2 separate regions of the Mus musculus genome follow, and region 1 is linked to region 2. A link is a contact called in ENCODE Hi-C or POLR2A ChIA-PET data. All regions are on one chromosome and are shown on one strand. The core of a region is the stretch at or near the end of the contact, and the rest is flanking DNA. Distances in the headings are between cores, read along the strand shown.

Region 1 (6,482 bases), core at 1,528-4,027, 1.0 Mb after region 2:
TCCTTGTGCAGGAGCCCTGCTAATCTTCTCTGTAGCGTCCCAATTTAAGTATGTATACAATGCTAAAGCAAGCACCACACCCACTCTTTTGACTCTTCTAGCTTGTAACCATACTGGTTACATAGTTTCCTGATAAGATTTCTACTCCAATTACTTATAACCCTTACTCTCTTTAAAACTGCTCCCTTACTCTCATGTCCATAATTTTCCTCTCTTCTTTGCAAATGCCCATATGCCACTAGGCACACACACACACACATTTGTCCCAGAAACTAATCATATCTTTGAGTTTTGTTTGTTCTGAGACAAAGTCTCAACTATAAAGCCCTGCCTGACTTGGAACTGTAACAATTCTATTGCCCCAGATTCCAAAATGCTACATTTGGATTCTAATATATGAAAAAGTATTTGTCTCATTTCTACCTTCAGCTTGGTGCTTAATACTTCTAACTATGTCAAAGGCTGATACACAGCAATGAAACGGTCACTACCGTGTACCCTAAATGATGCTCTGACATCAATTTCTCTTTGAGGCCTCTTATCTAAAACACTAGAAGCAGCAGCATACAGAGTCAGGGGACCTAAAACACATGTTCATTTGAAGGGGTCGGGAGACTCAGAAGTGAGAAAAGAAGCAGAAAAAGAGGACAAGGTCACCAATGAAGGAGGAGGGAGAGAGGGAAGCTGATGGGAGCACGTTTCCCTCAAGAGCCCAGACCCACACTACAGTTTACTCATTCCTTGAGCACTTCTTTGTCCTAACACTTCTAATTAAAAATCTCTTAATAAACTCCAACTCTGCTTACAAAAAAAAAAAAAAAAAAAAAAAGGCAAACAAACGGGGAAAGACGAACAGTGAAAGGTGCTAGAGTAAACCAAGTCCCACATCTCAGACCTAAGAAAAAGGAAGCACAGCCCACACCGCTGAGCTCTGGGAGGCAGAGACAGGCAGATAGATAGTTCGAGGCCAGCCTGGTCTATGGAGTGAGTTCCAGGACAGCCAGGTCTTCACAGAAAAACCCTGGTCTCAACCAAACCAAACCGCAGCAGCAACAAAAGGAAGACAAAGAGCACTCCTGATACTTACTGTGTTGCATTTCGTGCCACACACCACTTGCCTATGATTCAACCACTGAGAAGCAAACACTTTATTAAGGGTCCCGAGGTGAAATTCTCTCTCCTTGAGGAGACTGGGAAGCTGTTGTGCTGCATAACCATGTAACAGGCGAGAGTAGCTGGTCTCATTCTGGAGCCTGACTTCGCGGTTCTTCAGGTAGTACACTAGGGATCTCTTCACTGGGGGGAGTCTTTTCCTTTTGTGCAGCGAATGATCCCAGCCAAACTGTGAAAGCCAACATCAGAAATCAGGGGTTTGGCCACTTTTCCTTCAGACAAGAAGTCTGACCGTTTTATAAAAGAACCAACACGAATTCGTCCTTCGGGATTTACACAATCAAACATTTAACAGAAGATTTGTAATCCAGAAAGTACAGTTTAACTCGGCTAGCACTGAAATAAGGCTCTCATAATGAAGACTACTTAGAAAATGGATAAACAGGGCAAAAAAAAGTTAACTAAACCTTTGAGGAAAGTGGAGGGCTCAGAAATAACATATACCCAGGTGTCCTTGATAGTTACGAAATGAAGTCCATATTACAGAACCCACCTGGGCTGCACTTCTACCCAGCCCCCTTCTCCCTCTCCGCCTGTGCACCCCGTAGAGCATAAAGAGTATAGCTCAAAGAGCCAGACTGGGGTCTCGGATCTTCCAGGGATGTACAGTCAATGGCCGCTCATCTGACTCCGCGCGACTTGCGCTGCGGGCAGTTTTAGAATTCGAAAAATCAAATACCAACGGGGTAACCTGCGTCGGAATCCCAAGTCCAAGAGGCCTTCCTCTCCAAAGGGGGCAATATAGAGATGACACCTGGTGTTTCTTCTAGATGTCTAAAGAGCCAAAGGGGCCTGCACCCAGTTTAGGAGATGGTTTCCTTGATAAGAGACCATCGGCCCTTATTCCTAGTGCCACTGGAAGGTCCACTTCAATCTCCTTCCCAGTAACTTCGGAAGGTCGGTCTTACTTCCGATTCCCCTTGTCTTCATTTTCTCCTCCCTCCAGGAACGAGGAGGTCCTGAAGCTCTCTATCCCTAGCTGCTGACTTCCAGCGGAAGGCGTCATTTTGTAGTTTTCTTTTGGCTCCTCACCCTTCCGGCCCGCCTGCTCGCCAGTACACTGCAGAAGGACCGGTCACTGCTCTACAGTCCCGGCTCCGGTTCTCGTCCCGCCCTGGCCCCAGGTTCCTGAACCCAGCTGGAACGCCCTAAGCCCCTGCTAGGTGATGACCCAGACCTGTGAGCCCTCACCTGCGGGCCCTGAGCGTCGCTCCCGGCTCCTGGCGAGGCAGACGCTTTCCGCTTCCTGCTAACTGCTTTCCGGGCCATAGTGGGCAGCGCCGCCGTGGCCCCGCAGCCACATGAGGCGGAGAAGGCAAGGGGCGGCAGGGCGACGGGTCATGAACCGGGCCCTGGGGCCGCGCGCTTTCGAGCGCCCGGCCCGGAAAATGGCTCGGATCCCGGGCAGCAGTCGATCAAAATGAGGCGCGTAAATGGAAGAAGGGAAAATCCGGGTTGGGAAAGGGGAAGGGGAAGGGAAGGGGAAGGAAAAGCAGGAACAAGCAGCTTTCCTACCGCCGTGTCTGGAAAGGACGGCGAGCGGCGAGAACCAAAACACCCCCCTCCCACTCGCCCGCGCCCCGTCACTCCTGCGCAGCCGCACATAGCAGCACGTCGCCACGGAGACACCGCCCAGACCAGCAGGGCGGGACTTAAGCGCAGCAAGGAGAATTGATGTCCTCGGAGAACTTCCGCTTGCCTCTTGCCAATGGCGGTTAAGCTGTGGCCAAAGGAATCCAGCCTTCTGTCGGGACATTTCCGACCTCAGCCAGCTCATCCTCTGGCATGCGGAAGTAAGCATGAGCTGCCTGGCTGCGGGACCAATCTTGAACCTGTAACCATCATGGTAGGATTAAAGATATTCTAGACACCCTGATTGCCAGATTGCAATCAGACTATTAAAACACTGGACTCTAAGAAATTGCAGTTTTCCTGGGAGAAGGAAAGGACAAGGGCACAGATGCCAGCCAATAGAGGAACTTGACTCCAGGAAAGATAGATCACAGTTGGGAAAACTTGTCAGACTACCTTCCCAGAGAAACTGGGCGAACAGATGATGGATGCGACCACACCTTGCCGACGACTGCTTACTTAAGCATAGCTGTTGCCTTTAAGCCTAAACAAACCACACGTCAGCCCCTAAGATGGACTAGGATAAGAGAATGTCCCGTCGTTGTTCTTTCCAATGAGACCGAGTTAACACCTTTCTTCAAGTTTCCCCTTACACTTTGTCTTTTAGTTGGCCTGTTGAGAATGAGTTAAGGCTGCTAGGGCCCAGGTTCTGACCCTTCCTTATACCTCAGAAGACGTTTCTTAATCCTGTAACTAGTAGCCTCACATTTAGCACTTTCCCCCAACATTCTCACAAACTGTCAATGGGCACAAAAGATTAGACACTTTAAGGAAGGCAGAGAACCCCACATCACACTCCTTCAAGATGGATTCAGGGTAGGAAGGCAGCAGTATGGTCAGATTTTTGCCACATCAAAGTACCAGAGCTAACGCAGGCTGCCTCACATGCCTGTTGGCACAGGTCTCCCCACACATACGGAGTCCCCAGATTCCATTCTCCACTTCTTTACTCTCCAGCTCCCTGTCTATTTTGACTCCTGTCTAAACCTCAAGTCACTTTTCCCCTTCTTTTATTTATTCCTTTTCTTTCTTTCCTTTTTTTTTTGAGACAGGGTTTCAGTGTATAGTCTTGGCTGGTCTGGAACGCAGCATGTTATATAAATCAATCTGGCCTCAAAAGTTATAGAGCTCCACATGCCTCTGCCTCCCCAGAGCTGAGTTAAAGGTGTGTGCAACCACATCTAATAAGTCACTTTCTTTCATAAAATGCCACCCTTTTTAGGTCTGCAAGGTCAAAGTCACACTGTCCTTGTGCTTCAGCAAATAGACCCATCGCTGTAATTCATGCCATTGCCTGCCTTTCTCTCGGAGCCCAGCCTTGATCTCCATTAAGGAGTGAAATCTTGAACCACAGAAAAGAGAGTGGTCATTTTTGGCATGTCCGGTTTGGACTGGCACCAGTCACCAAACAAAGCGGGATCACCCTTGCCTCCATTTTCCGAAGATCCTGAAGGAATGTGAGTGCCAGCTTCCACTTTCCTCAGGCAAAGAAACCCTTGGAGGAAGCAGGATGTTCTTGCTTGAGACTGACTGGCCTCAGGCTGTGGTGCCCAGTTACCTGCTGGTCCCTTCAGCTTCAGGCCTCATACCTCCAGGGAACTGTGTTGGCCCATCTGCCGTTCTGCCTACAAGAAGATTTGATTTGTTTTCCAGGTTGAAATGATGTGCCACCACCCCAGATCAGCACTGCAACTAACCCCTAATACTACCTTGGGAGAGGCAGCCCCATCTTTCCTGATTAGGCTTGTGTCTTCGGAGATTAACACATTGTGAGCGGGCAGGACTGTGGCAGCCCTCCCTTTCTGAGTCTGTTCTGGTTCTGTCTTGCCTCACAATGCTCTAGATGACCCAGTCGTTCACTGGACAAGAGTTTGGAACCCTTTGAGGATCTCCAGGCTCAGGCTGAGTGGGGCTGGACTCCTGGCATCCTCAGTCCATGTCAGGACACACAGGACACTGGTGCAGCTTCATTCTGTAAGTTGTCCTGCACACTGACATCCCAGGATTATCCTCAGATCCACACGCCAGATCATCTCTGTGGAAATGGAGTAAAGGTCCACTTGGAGGACTGAAAGTTCACCTTCCAGCTTTGTGTGTGTGTATATGTGTGTGTGCTGGGGGCTCAGACTCAAGGCCTTTTCTTTTCTTTTCTTTTCTTTTTTTTTTTTTTTTTTTTTTTTTTTGAGACAGGGTTTCTCTGTGAAGCCCTGGCTGGCCTTGAACTCAGAAATCTGCCTGCCTCTGCCTCCCAAGTGCTGGGATTAAAGGCGTGCACCACCACTGCCCTGCTTCAAGGCCTTTCTTTTGCTAAGCAAGTTCTTTACCACTCTGCTATGCCTTCAGCCATACAATAATTTTAAGTGTTACTGATCAAACCTAAGTTTTCTTGCATGGAAAATGCTAGCACTGAGCTATATATAGCCCCGACTCTTTTTTTTTTTAAAGATTTATTTTATGTATGAGTATACTGTTGCTCTCTTCAAACACACTAGGAGAGGGCACCAGATCCCATTACAGATGGTTGTGCAGAATTGAACTGAGTTGCTGGGAATTGAACTCAGAACCTCTGGAAGAGCAGTCAGTGCTCTTAACCACTGAGCCATCTCTCCAGCCCCTCCTCTCTTTTTTTTTTAACCTTTTGTTTTTCTTCCCACTCTTCTTCTCGTCTTTTCTCCTTTCTTTTTTTTCTCCCCCAACCCCAGCTCTCTCGCTCAGATGAGCCAATGATGATCTCAAACTGTTGATCCTCTTTTATTTGTGACTCTGTTGCTGCTGTGTGTGCGAGGCAAGCTCTCCTCCGACTGAGCTAAACTTTTCTATGTTTGTTTTGTCTTGTTAGACAGGCTTGGACTGTGGGACAGGTTGGCCTTGGACTTCTGATACTGCTCTGGCTTCATTTTCCTGTGAGCTAGGATTACGGACATGAACCACCAAGCTTGGCTTTTCTTCCTTAAGAAGTACTGTTTTTAGTTCCCAAGCTAGCTTTAAACTTCCCATCCTTTTATCTAAGCATCCCAAGTAACTATGATTTCAAATATGTACCACAAAGTCTGGCTCCTGCAAGATATATGTATATAAGCATGTATATATTACATATTTTGTGTGTGTGTGTGTGTAGACACACATGGCGGTATGCATGTACATTGTAGTGGTTTGAATTAAAATGACCCCCATAGACTTTGAATGCTTGGTCCCTAGTGTGTAGAACTAGGAAGGATTAGGAGATGTGGCTTTGTTGGGGGAAGGTGTGTCATGGCGGTGAGCTTTGAGGTTACAAAAGCCCAAGCCAGGCCCAGTGTCCCTCACAGCTACAGCTCAGTGCCATACTTGCTTGCTGCCTTGTTTCCTGCCATGATGGTCATCAACTTACCTTTTGAAACTGTAAGCAAGCCTCCAATTAAATGCTTTTTTAAAATAAGTTGCTTGGGGGCTGGAGAGATGGATCAGTGGTTAAGAATACTGACTGCTCTCCAGAGATCCTGAGTTTAATTCCCAGCAACCACATGGTGGCTCACAACCATCTAGAATGGGATCTGATGCCCTCTCAATTCAGCACCCACATGGCAGCTGACAGCTGTCTGTGACTCCAGTTCCCGCATACCTGACACTCAGTTCTCCGGTACTGCACACATGCACAACAACACCATGCAGTTGAAACACCCACACGTATAAGATTA
Region 2 (6,236 bases), core at 2,551-5,050:
AATTACACTTGGGTGATAACTGCATGCCTCGGTGAATACACTAACAACTATAGTGGGGAGGTAGGGAACAGGCAGACTGGGCGGCGATGTACTTGCAGAAGACGTCCTGACTTTAGCAGCAAAGATGGACCCATTTAAATTTTGTATTTTGTATTCTAGACGGAAGCCTTGTAAACGTTCCTCTACCCTACTAACCTAAGGATCAGGGCTACAAACCAATACCTCCAGAGCAGATTAATCAGCTCTTCATAAAAAGCCAAGTCCAAAGGGAAATCTATTATTACTTTAGGATACACTCAACTTTTCCTTTTTTGATCTTCCAATCTGCTGATTCTAACAAAGATTAAAATCCCCTTTATACCATAATTTTGGGGAAATTTCTGGTAACAGGGTCAACATATCTAGGGAAAATAAATGGAGATCATGAACTTCAGAATTTTCTCCCCCCCACCCCCTTCCAAGTCAAGGCTTTCTACAAAAGTCAGCTTCTAAAGCACTCCTTAGATTATCACTGGACACAGAACTCAATCATCTGACTGCACTTTAATGCAGCACTACTGAAAATAATACTGAGAATTGCCACTTTTGGGGGGTGGGGTCAAGAATAAAGTCTCCCCGTAGCCTGGCTGGCCTGCACCTCATGGATCTGCCTGCCCCCACCTCCTGTGTGCTAGGATTAAAGGCATGGACACCACATCCAACTAGAATCAATACTTCTTACTTTGGATCTCCACAAAGATCAAGCTGGGACAAACTTGAAAGTTACTTCTCAAATATTCTCAACTCTAAAATCGGCGTAGTTTGAAAATGCTTGACCCAGGGTACTACTAGGAGGGGTTACACCCTTGTTGGAGGAAACTTGTTACTGTCGGGGTAGGCTATGATAACCTCCTCCTAGCCACCTGGACCAGTCTACTTCTGGCTTCCTTTGGATGAAGATGTACAACTCTCAGCTCTGCCTGCATCATGCCTGCCTAGACGATAATGGACTGAACCTCTGAACCTATAAGCCAGCTCCCATTAAATGTTGTCCTTATTAAGAGTTGCCGTGGTCATGGTGTCTCTTCACAGCAGTAAAACCTTAACTAAGACAGAATACCAATAGTCTTTTGAAAAGGGGGAAAAAAAAGTTGTGTGAAGGGATACAATTTGAATAAGCAAACACTTGGTGCAGGGTTTGATGATGAGAGTTCAACATAGTTGCTTAAGTTATGGAAAAGTTTGATATTGGTAGTGATCATCACCCACACCTCTGACAGTTTCCAAAGATGATAACAATTATATTTAACATATCTAAGCAAAGCAGCTAACAACATCCACAAATAGATAAAACAGAATGACTGGTAAAAAGCAATCTGCATTCTACTTGTAAATCTGAATAGTTTAAAATTTGTTAAGTCCTAAATGACCAAATTTAATTTCTTCTTTTTTTAGTGAGGCTAGACAGAGTTTCTCTGTGGAGCCCTGGCTGTCCTGGAACTCACTCTGTACACTAAGCTGGCCTTGAACTCAGAGCTCTGCCTGCCTCTGCCTCTGCTGGGATTAAAGGTATGCACCACCACTGTCCAGATTGAATTTCAATTCTGGTAATAATAAAATTTAATTGGGACCAGGCACCCTGGAATATTCCTGCATTCCCAGAAGACTGGAATATGAAGGCAAGACGGTGAGAAGACCAAGGTCATCCTTTGCAAAGTAGGGAACTCCAGACCACTCTTGGCTACAAAAGTCCCTGCCCCAAAATAAAAGGGGTGAGGGTTGCTTGGAAGCTAGCCCCGTGAAAGCCTCTCCTTCTAGATACGCATTGAGTGTGACTGACTGAAGAGCCCTGCACTTTGCATTCCATCTATTTCCAAACCCTCAAATCCTCTCAAACGAAACACTCTACCCTGTACTAGCTCAACTCTTAAGACACATACGTTTTTTCCTTCTTTCTCCACTTTAACATAGGACGGTGCCCAGTAGAACTGCTGCTTCCCAGTTCCGGTCTTAATCTCCGTGCCTTCAATCCCGTAACTGCCCCTCTCCAGTCTACCAATCAGAATCAGCAGCCCATGAGCAAAGGGCACTAACTAGATGTGTAATAAAGTCACAAGGCATACAAGCCCTGCCCACAATGTGTAGCACTGCACAACTCCTCTAGCCTTAACAGCTTCCTTAGTCCAAAACTACTGTCTCGGATGGAAAGACAACCACACCATGCATGTTACATAAACACGACCAACTGAAATGCTGATCCCATTTCACAGACAGGGTCCAGGGCTGGGGACCTACCAAGGTCACACTTCCTAACAGTGGCAACTGTTTTGCGCCGACACACAGCTCTATCCCGTATTCAGTTGCGCTCCAGCCCTTCAGGCAGTGCAGGGAGACACTCCCCTCGCTTGCCCACCGGTGCCGATCCACAGGTGCCCTGCAGCGTGGCGACCCCAGCCCTTGGGAGCTCCGGGTGGAAGAAGGCCCAGACCACAGGGCTGCTCCAGGGCCTACTGGAACCCCTCACCCATTGTTCCCGGCCGACTCACCTCCGAGGACGCGGTGGCAGGAACCGCTGGGCCGTTGGAAGCCAGCTCCCGCCGGCTCAGTAAGCTCGGCCGGTGGCGGCAGGATCCGCGAAGGCGTACCCGGCGGCTTCGGCGCCTCCCCTCCTCGGCAGGCACCAGAGGGGGCGCTTCACCCTCCTCGCGAGACAGCGGAGACCCCGGTGGCGGCGGCTGCGACCCCTATGACGTAGAACGTTCATCACCCACAGGCAGTTTGGAGGCGGAGAGAAGGCGAGACCAACCCCCCGAGCCCGCGCAGCAAAACACCGCTCCTCCACCCCCTTCCCCCGAGCTCTGGGCGCATGCGCCAAACCGCTGCCGCACGCAGGAGGCGGGACGTTACGGCACAGACCCCGGACCCTGCCCTGCCCCCACCGCGGGGGGGCACAGCACAAACTCCACAATCACAACCAAATATGCAGAAAGGCTGCCTCAGTATCAGTGGAACCTCACAAACTTCAACAAGTTGTTAGGATTCTCTATGGTGCCACGGGAACTGGACTGAGCTCCCAGAGCACCCTGGTCCTTCCGTCTATTTCAGCTGGGTTGACCATCAGGCATTTCTTTTACCCCGCCATAACTCCCTGCGGCCCGCTTCCCTCTTTCCACTCTCGGAAATCTACACTAAAAATGTATCTGACACATCTGCGCCCAAAGCCGAGCGGCCCAGCCTCTGCCGGCCAGGCTTCCACTCTGCACACCACCAGCATCCTGATAGTTGGCCTGCCAAGCTGCCTTTCTCGGGACTTAGTATTTCAAACTTGCTGCAGTCCCAAGCATTCGACAAACTGCCCGTCAACACTTGTTGGCCGGCAGATCCACCATGCGGGCTACCTGTACAACATATTTGAAAAGATTTCCAGCCATCAGCGATAATATTCTGTTTGTTCTTGGTGAACGGCTCAACTAACAGTTCCCAACGATGTTTTTGTTACGTAAAAGATGTTTAAGTCAAGCATAAACATATGAAGGTCTATCCGCATTTGGTGGAAACCGATGTGGGTGTGGGACGGCAACTTTGATTCTTCCACCGTGGACTATTTTCCAATAAACTTTTATATGCACACGATGGCACACTATCTTGTATTAATACCGCACTGCAAATGCAGGATAAAGCAGTTAAGGAATTCCTATGTGAGCGCAAAAAAGGCGCGATCTTCACATTTTCTCTTTTATTCCCTCTGCTGCCTGAAAGGCGGGCTAGGCCCGGATCACGTGATGTGTTCCAACTCCGGGCGGAAGCCCGCGGGAGCGCGCAGAGTCCCGCTGAAAAATGGCTGCTGCATCGGGGTGCAATGCGCCCGCGAGCAGGCTGTAGGGCCCTTGCCACCCCGTCCCCGCTGCTCCCTTACCATGAGGCCGATGAGTCGCCGAAGCCTGGACTGGACTTACTCCCTGGTAGGTACCGAGCAGAGCGGAGCTCCAGAGCGCACCATGGCAGGGCCCGCGAGCCGAAGGTAGACTGTTGGCTCGCAGCTTGGAACTCCAGAACCCATTCCTAAATTGAGCGTTCACGCCCTGCCCTCGGCTCCGCCTCTTCCTGGAGGACACGCTTTTCCGCCTCTGACGTCAGGGGTTGCAGGCCTGCTTGCCTCTGGGCTGCACTGTGTTAGAGGCATGTGATGCCTTTCCACCTGTAGCTGCTTGCTCGGGCTACACAGGGAAAGGACCCGGCACATTGATTTCTTCTTTTTGCTTTTCCTCCCCTCCTTTTAGTTGCTCCTTGCAATCGTCTTGCTCTCTTGGGGATTCGTCATCTATGCATCGACTGTAGCTGCACGACGACAACTACAGAAGGAGTTTCCAGACAAGTTCTTCTGAACGAACTTTTGTAATTCTTAGCAAACACTTCTTTTCTTCAGATGGCACCTATGTAGACTCAAAGTAAAATTCACAATACAAATTTGCGTGTGGCCTTTTGTGATAAGCGTTAACATGCCAATTTTTCAAAATGATCGGACAACACCCCCCCCCCCCTTTTTTTTTTTTCGAGACAGGGTTTCTCTGTATAGCCCTGGCTGTCCTGGAACTCACTTTGTAGACCAGGCTGACCTTGAACTCAGAAATCCGCCTGCCTCTGCCTCCCGAGTGCTGGGAGTAAAGGCGTGCGCCCCCACGCCCGGCTCTATTTTGTATCAGGTCATAGCTTTTCATTCTAGTGCTCAAACACTTCACATCCTCATGTCAAATCAGTATGTAAACAACACTGTGACTAAAATGTGTTTTGCATCCTGTTTATCAAAATGGACAGAAAAAAGTAGCTAATAGCTCTGTTTAGTATTTGTCTTTTTACTGTTAGTCTCAAATCATAGAACCTTTGGACAGTAACACGGACAGTGATAACACTCTGAGAATAAGCTTTATTAATTACTTTTCCAGGAAACAGATTCAGTAAATACAGCACTTTAGGAACATACTTGTGCTGTTACACAAGTCTGTTAAGTTTTTAAGGACTCTTCAATGATGTTGATCAGGAAAATCTCTCATTGGTGGAATTACTTCTCCAGTCTCCAGAATTGTATCACCCTAGGGAAAACAGGAAGTGTTTAATAGAGATTTTTCACCAAATATACATTTCATTGTAAATATTCCAACATTTGCTCAACACAATAAATGACTATAAAGATACTTTCTTTACATTTGTTAAATTTAAGCCAGGTCTGATGGTGAATTAATCCCAGTGCTCTAGAGGTAGAGGCAGGCAGATCTCTAGTTTGAAGCTAGCTGGTCTACATAGCAAGTTTCAGGGCAGACAAGACTACATAGATCGACCCTGTCTTAAAACAAACAAAAAAACAACAAAAAGAATCCCCAAAAAAGGCCATTAAAATTATTTTGCATTTTACCTAAAACATTTCAATTTAGGTGCTAATTTTTTACTTGTACTGATTTGTAAATGAAGCTAAAAAAGATTAATCAAACTATTACATGAGGACTTAAAAATTAAAAGGCATACTAAAGTGCATATTTAGACGGTAGACTGTAGTTCTGAAGCATGGATATACTTGTGAGACTATCTATCTCCACAATCAAGGTAATGACATCCTTCTGATTACAAGATTTAGTATTTTATTCCTTCAATCTATTGTCTCAACATCCACCTCCAAGTTTCAAAAATACTGTGCATAGATGGTCACTCTATGCTAGTCCATGTTCAGGCACTGCATGAAAAAGCTAGTTATGCTCTATTATTCATTTTAATAAGGGCTGGGACAAACAGACTGGGAGGACAGCCTGACTCATACTAGTCTATCCTATCAGGAAGAAGGAAACTTGTTCTGTTAAGCCAGAGACTTGGAACCCTGTCATGGCCTGGTCTATTCTAGAGGACACAGACGGTCTTCAGTTTCTCAAAAGAGAGACTCTGGGGCTGGTGAGATGGCTCAGTGGGTAAGAGCACCCGACTGCTCTCCCGAAGGTCAGGAGTTCAAATCCCAGCAACCACATGGTGGCTCACAACCATCTGTAACAAGATCTGACGCCCTCTTCTGGAGTGTCTGAAGACAGCTACAGTGTACTTACATATAATAAATAAATAAATCTAAAAAAAAAAAAAAGAGAGAGACTCTGGAACTGGTCAACAACACAGACACAGAACAGGACAGCTGTAGCAAAAGAGGACATTCAGAAAATAAAGAAATGCTACGAAACCACTGACATGGCTTTGTAAACAGAGCCTGTCTTCTCCTTTGA

The links. Hi-C counts contacts between places; a loop is a spot of excess contacts on that map. ChIA-PET counts read pairs that join two places held with the same protein, here RNA polymerase II (POLR2A).
Region 1: a loop to region 2 is called in a map of T-helper 17 cell, with 4 times the contacts of the local background. The contact joins the promoter of Dcaf12 here to the promoter of Smim27 in region 2. A Hi-C loop is called at or near these places in 2 of 37 maps with a recorded cell type or tissue (T-helper 17 cell and T-helper 2 cell). POLR2A ChIA-PET finds 5 or more read pairs at or near these places in 1 of 5 experiments (embryonic stem cell).

Annotation. Positions count from the first base shown.
Region 1 is chr4:41,312,124-41,318,605 of GRCm38, forward strand. It overlaps Dcaf12 (DDB1 and CUL4 associated factor 12), which reads right to left and starts at 2,778. Exons shown (of 9, transcript NM_026893.3): 1 at 2,365-2,778; 2 at 1,088-1,342. The coding sequence starts at 2,442. It overlaps Gm46891 (predicted gene, 46891), which reads left to right and starts at 2,219. Exons shown (of 2, transcript NR_168697.1): 1 at 2,219-4,779. It overlaps Gm26049 (a small nuclear RNA gene), which reads right to left and starts at 71; the gene lies at 1-71.
Region 2 is chr4:40,265,779-40,272,014 of GRCm38, forward strand. It overlaps Smim27 (small integral membrane protein 27), which reads left to right and starts at 3,801. Exons shown (of 2, transcript NM_001349093.1): 1 at 3,801-3,941; 2 at 4,260-4,450. The coding sequence starts at 3,897. The coding sequence ends at 4,364. Topors (topoisomerase I binding, arginine/serine-rich) reads right to left here and starts at 4,063. Exons shown (of 3, transcript NM_134097.3): 1 at 3,896-4,063; 2 at 2,526-2,723. The coding sequence starts at 3,898. It overlaps Ndufb6 (NADH:ubiquinone oxidoreductase subunit B6), which reads right to left. Exons shown (of 4, transcript NM_001033305.3): 4 at 4,813-5,069. The coding sequence ends at 5,001.